Regions from separate parts of the Mus musculus genome. Here region 1 is linked to region 2. Evidence: chromatin loops called from intact Hi-C (ENCODE). Cell type or tissue: heart. All regions are shown on one strand. Links, peaks and the distances in the headings refer to the core of each region. The heading gives the core; the rest is flanking DNA.

What was found. Hi-C counts contacts between places; a loop is a spot of excess contacts. Peaks named below come from ENCODE experiments on the same cell type or tissue, not always from the same donor. Only the 100,000 strongest peaks of a DNase experiment are listed, where the experiment ranks them.
Region 1: it touches region 2 in a loop (2.9-fold over the local background); 2 of 42 quality-filtered maps call a loop at or near these places.

Annotation. Positions count from the first base shown.
Region 1 is chr10:17,361,059-17,363,983 of GRCm38, forward strand. No RefSeq gene overlaps it. Among named protein-coding and RNA genes, the nearest start is that of Gm20125, 270 kb to the left of the region's middle. In heart, for the core only: no CTCF peak of the experiment used is centred there; no DNase peak of the experiment used is centred there.
Region 2 is chr10:17,298,210-17,301,134 of GRCm38, forward strand. No RefSeq gene overlaps it. Among named protein-coding and RNA genes, the nearest start is that of Gm20125, 200 kb to the left of the region's middle. In heart, for the core only: no CTCF peak of the experiment used is centred there; a DNase peak (open chromatin) is centred at 1,622; H3K27ac peaks cover 1,199 bases.

The DNA.
Region 1 (2,925 bases), core at 309-2,808, 63 kb after region 2:
GCTGGCATTAAAGGAGTGTGTCACCACGCCCGGCTAAGTTTATAGTTTTGTGTTGGAATGTATTCATAGTTATACTGAAGTATATGAGGTCATTTGGTAACAGGTTGGATATAAATAGTACCCCAGTCCTTTAAAATATGCTTACATGTAAATACTGCCCAACTAACTGTACTTACTTGAGTCTTCTCTTTTCTTAATTTCTTGGATTTTTCTATATGCTTAAGTTGGTCTTGTCCTAGTAAACTCCTTGTTAATAATTGTTCAATTATTCCTAGATGCAACTACCTTCTGTTTTGTTATTATTACAGTAATATACTCAAAGTGTATTTGTGTTACATTCTTTATAGATGATCCAAAAACAACCTATTAGTAATCATATAATTATAGTGTATACAGTAGGAATTTTATTCTCAGAAGAGTCCAAGTAGTGTATAAGGCCTTTAAAGAATGTGTGTGTGTGTGTGTGTGTGTATGTGTGTACATGCATGTATGTGCATATAATTGCAGAGGCCAGAGGTTAACATTAAGTGTCTTCTTCAACTCATTTCTTGAGATAAAGTCTCATGTTTTGAGATAGAGTCTTTCATTTACCTGATACTCAATGGGTATAATTGAGGCTGGTTGACCAGTAAGCTTCAGGGATCCATTCGTCTCCACCATCTCAACTCAAGGGTGAGAGGCATGTGCCACTATGCCCAGCTTCTTATGTAGGTCCTGGTGATCAGGTTCCTATTTTTACCACACACTGTAAGCACTTTACCAAAGGAGCCATCTCCTCAGTGGCTCTTTGAAGAATTCTGGAGAGAAAATGCAGAAGCCATCATAAACTTAATTCTTCTTTCAAGACCTTGGGCATCTTTGTCCAACTACTGAGTGACTCCTGTTTTACTCAGTAAGCATCAGAGTGTGAGTGGCTACCAGATGCCTAACCACAGGATAGTGGAGCCCTCTTTGTGTGTGTATGTTGATTTCATAATATGCCCTCTTTGTGTCCTAGTTTAATCTAAATTGCACTGAATGAATTCCAGTTAAGTAACACTACATTAAAGGCAGTATGTTTCCCTAAACCGAAATGTCATACTTATGCTTTAAAACAATTTAAATAATTAAAATTTGTAGTAGGTCAGAAGCAATTTTCCTAATCACAGTTGATATCATGACCACAAATAGCACAAATTTACTTTCCATATGAAAGCTCTTCGATCATATGCTAAAAACAAAAAGCCTTCAATTCTATTTTTAGCTCAGCACTGACTTACTGCTGCTAGTAGTTTTCACATTTGTACATCCTGCAAGCCAGAAAAAATAAAAGTGTTGTATCATTGGGGCCAAATACCTCATGAATTAATGAATTAATAATTTATACACAACATGTGCCTTGTGAGGAAAATAGACTTCAAAACACACCACAAGAAAAAAACAAAACAAAACAAAACTCTAATAATGCCAGAAGTAGCAGCTCTATTTCATGAGGAACATGGCATTTTGATCCTATAATGCCTGCCTTAACACATGGTAGCATTTAACTAATATCCCCAGTAATATTTATAAGTGGATAGAAGATTAGCTTATTAATATAACCCAAGAAGTTTATTTTCATGATTCCCTTTTCATGATCTGTGAAATGCATTGCATTAGAAGGCAAAGGAAGTGCCATGAGAGTATTTCTTTAATATTTAAAGTGGATTTGATCTAGTTGAACTGTTACAATGAGAGACACACAACTGGCATCTCCCTTGGGACTGAAACTCTGATTTTCTGAGTGGCTAGCCAAATTGTTGTGTAACCCACAGAAAGATGCCAAAGGGCAGAGGAAACCTGCCCTGAATTTACTGTTTCTCGTTTGTATCCATGGAAAAGAGGTGACTGCTACATGTAGAGACAAAGGAAGAACAGGGGCCGAGCCCCAAGCTAGACAAGCCCACTGTGTTCAGACTATGTGGATGACATCAGTATGATTCCCACCAAGTACACTAAACGGACCCTGAGAGATTTCCCCTGCTTAGTGATTTAAGTAGGTGACTATAAGAAAACTGACTGCTACTTGCTCACAAGGTTGGCATCAGCTCCTCTAACACATCCCTGAATATTTCATTTTCCAGCTCCCAGTCTTTCTCCATAATGCACCCTCAAAATCCAAACACCCCTCTGACCAGCACACACAGCATAGAAACATACAACTGCTCCATGACATTGGTACAACTGAACCTAAAGAGATGAAAATACTACAAAAGTTGAAGAGGAATCACTTAAAATATTTTCAAAAAAAAATATAGAGTCACACATACTTTTCTAGGGTATCTTTGCAATGTAATGAATGACTTTGGACAGAATCTCCTTGAAAGGAGAAACAGAATACTTTGCATAACAGGTGAGTCTACCTTATTTATTATATGTATAATATAATTATTTATTTTATGTATAAAAGTGTATGTATGTTCTAGCTGTCTTCAGACACACCAGAAGAGGTTGTCAGATCCAATAACAGATGGTTGCAAAATACCACATGGTTGCTGGGAATTGATCTTAGGACCTCTGGAAGAGCAGTCAGTGTTCTTAACTACTGAGCCATTTCTCCAGCCCCAAACTCTTAATATTAAAATGCAGTGAACACTCATTGCTGACTTATTGCGGGAGCTTTCTGCGTGGAAATGCTTGTTGCAAATACAATAGTAATATGCCTTCCATATCAGGAAACTAGAATTTTAGGGTGAAAGTTTTTCTTATAGAAAAGAGTGGATGTTATGTTGAAAATTGCACAGAGGGAATTTTCCATTTCTCTCCAAGAGAAAAATTTCAAATATAAGTCATTGAACATCAAAAAAATTAAAAATTTCAGGAAGAACTTTCAAAGATGCCTCTATTTCTTGAGATGGTTTTGATTATCTTAAAAAATGACCCTTTTATCTTGCATCGAGTTGGCTA
Region 2 (2,925 bases), core at 242-2,741:
CACTGAGCTATTAGGTAAGCTGTTATCTAAAAAAATTGAAATAGCAAATGTTGGTAAGGATGTAGAGAAAAGGACCCCTTACACACCGTTGGAGGCAAGTAAGTTAGTACAACAAATACAGAGAAAAGTATAGAAGTGCCTTTTCAAACTAAAGCTGCTACTATTATTATACCACATCCAAGCATTTATCTAAAGGAAATGAAATCAGCACATAGCATAGAGCATATTAATATGTCTGCAAATACATGTTTACTGAAGCACTATTTATAGCTGCTAAGATAGAGATAAAACCTCGGGGGCTATCACCATATTAATAAGTAAAGAAAACACAGTACACAGAGAGAGGTTGGAAGGAGGGAGGGAAGAGACAGAGAGGGGGGAGAGGGAGAAAAGGAGGAAGAGGAAGAGGATTGTTCATAGGAAAATGGATCTGTACACCATCATGTTAAACAACGTTATCCAGACACCAAAGTGTCACACACTTCCCTTCTAAGTGAAAAACATTCCAAAAATTTACTGAAAATTAAAAAGTAAGCATTAGAGAAAGGGACTGAAGGACAAGAAAACAAGGAGGGCGGGATGTGGTAGAGCCAGCAGTAGACAATGAGCACGCTATGCCTACCTGTATGGACATGTCACAACTAACAAGCATAAGCGTTCGCTTTTAAAGTACTATGCTCAAATCTGATCCCTAGAGGTTTGTTTAAAACAGACTAACAAGCTAACCGAGACTTAGTGAACAACCTCAACTTACAGAAGAATCTTTTTAAGAACTCAGAGAAGATGCGTGTGTAGTGTGGTATCAATTTTATCCTTCAATAGGTGTTTCCTGAAGAAATGGTGATTCGGCTCCATCTTTCAGATTGCAGTAGAAAGGTGAGTCATAACTGGACAGGATTTCTTGAAAGGTGGCCTTTGATGATTCACAAGCTACCTTGCACTAAGGCTCGAGCTGTTGTCCCTTATTGGGTTGTACCAGAGGGTGAACTTCTGACAAGCTTGGAAAGCACAGAGGGACTTTTCACCTTCCTAGGATTGTGGGTTCTTGTGCTCTCCAGCTTGGGTCTATGTTTGAGTCCTCATCAGTGAGGTACTTCTTTCAGCTCTCTGTGACTCAGTACAGGCATATGGCTGCTATCCACCTGAGTTATAGATACAGCATAAAAACCACCAACTACTTGTAATTTTCTTACTAAGTGATCATTTATTAATCACTCACGGCAGACCATCTCACTTCTTGTACTATATTTAATCTTCATAATATGAGAAAAAAAAATCCCTGCTAGCCCTTCCAGCAGAGGCAGAAAGATGAGGTGACGTCAGCTTTTGATGTGTCCAAAGGTACTCTGTTCAAAATTGGGAAAAATGAGAATTTGATAAATCATTTACAAAAGCAATTTATTGAAGCTGACTTTTATTTTGTGCACCTCACACCCAGCAGTGCCCTCCCAAGAGAGCCACGTTGTTTTCCTCTCCCTGAGCTTCCTTTAAAGTCAGTGCAGGGTTGCTCTTTGCGGTAGAAAATTAAACAGGAGACGACTCTGGAGGAATGTGTGCCTGAGTGCCTTTCTCTCCCCCACTGTGCCTGTGACCTCTTGTGTGATTTGACTCCCTTCTGGCTCATGAAGCTAAAATTAAACCAGTGGAAAAAAGTGTTTACCTCAAAGTCCGTGTTGCCTTCATGGAACACAACCTAGCTTAAAGGTCATTAGATTAATGAGGGAGTGGCGATGGCGGTCTTTATCTGGGCAGCAAGGAGGTGGGGCTGGCAGTGGCTTTCAGGAGACAAGAGAAAGAGGATTTTGTGGGTACTGTGGACGGGGCAACAGGAGCGAGATGAGAGAAAAGTGAGCAGAAAGTGGATAGAGCTACAAGAGGGTTGGGGGGCCACGGGCAGCCCATGGACAGTTCAGGAACCAGATTAAGATATTGTTTGACTTAGAATACCTGTAAAATAAGAAATAACATAACCTCTCCGCATATGGAGCATCAGTTGTGACCTACAGGGCAAGTTCTGTTTACAAGCATTGCTTTATTTAATTTTAGTGATATCTGTGGAAATGGGCAAAACTGTCTCCTGGTTTACCTGTGAGAAAACTAGGCCCCATAATTACAAGTCACTGACCAATGGCTGTAAGCACCATGTGATCATTGCATTTCTTGAGCTCCACAACTACAGATTCTCCTTCCTTGAAGAACATTTTGTCTGCCTGATAGAAAACTGCACTTAGAAAGAAGAGCTTTATGCAGGGAGAAATTCTAGCCCTGATCATTTGCAGAGGACCCAGTCCCATCTCTACAATTGTACATTTTTTCCAGCTTGTGTTTCTGTTTCCTCTGTTTGATCACATTGAAAGGATAATTCCATTTGGTGATTTCAGATTTAAACTATAAGTGCTCTCTAACAAGAGACATTTTAAATAGTGATAGAGGCTGAGCTTCTACTCAGGCTTTTGACCCCTCGTTTCCCAGTGATCTATATCCAGGTTGACAAACCTGTCTTTACTGGTTTTGATTTTCACTATTGAACAGGTCATCTGAAGTATTCCTCACCAGGGATCAATGAAAGACATACTTTCCTTGTGGAGATCAGCTTTACAGAGGAAAAAGACAGTTGGATTGCTTTTATAACCAAAAAGTAATTTATCTGCCAGTACAGTGAGTCACTGAAGTAAGCCATTTGATTTGCAGCAATAGCCTTTGAGATTTTCGTGCATTCCTAAAGGATCCTGCAAATATCAACATACACAGCAGTGCACATAGGATAAACCTGATGGTAATAGTTATATGTTCAACAAAGAAGCACTGGCTTGCATGTGACTGAAGAACTGCTGTAAAGATATTGGAAGAGTTCATTTCCTTCCAAAATGAAATATATTGAGTCAAATTAAGCCATTTTGGTACATGAGATTTTTTTTTCTGAGT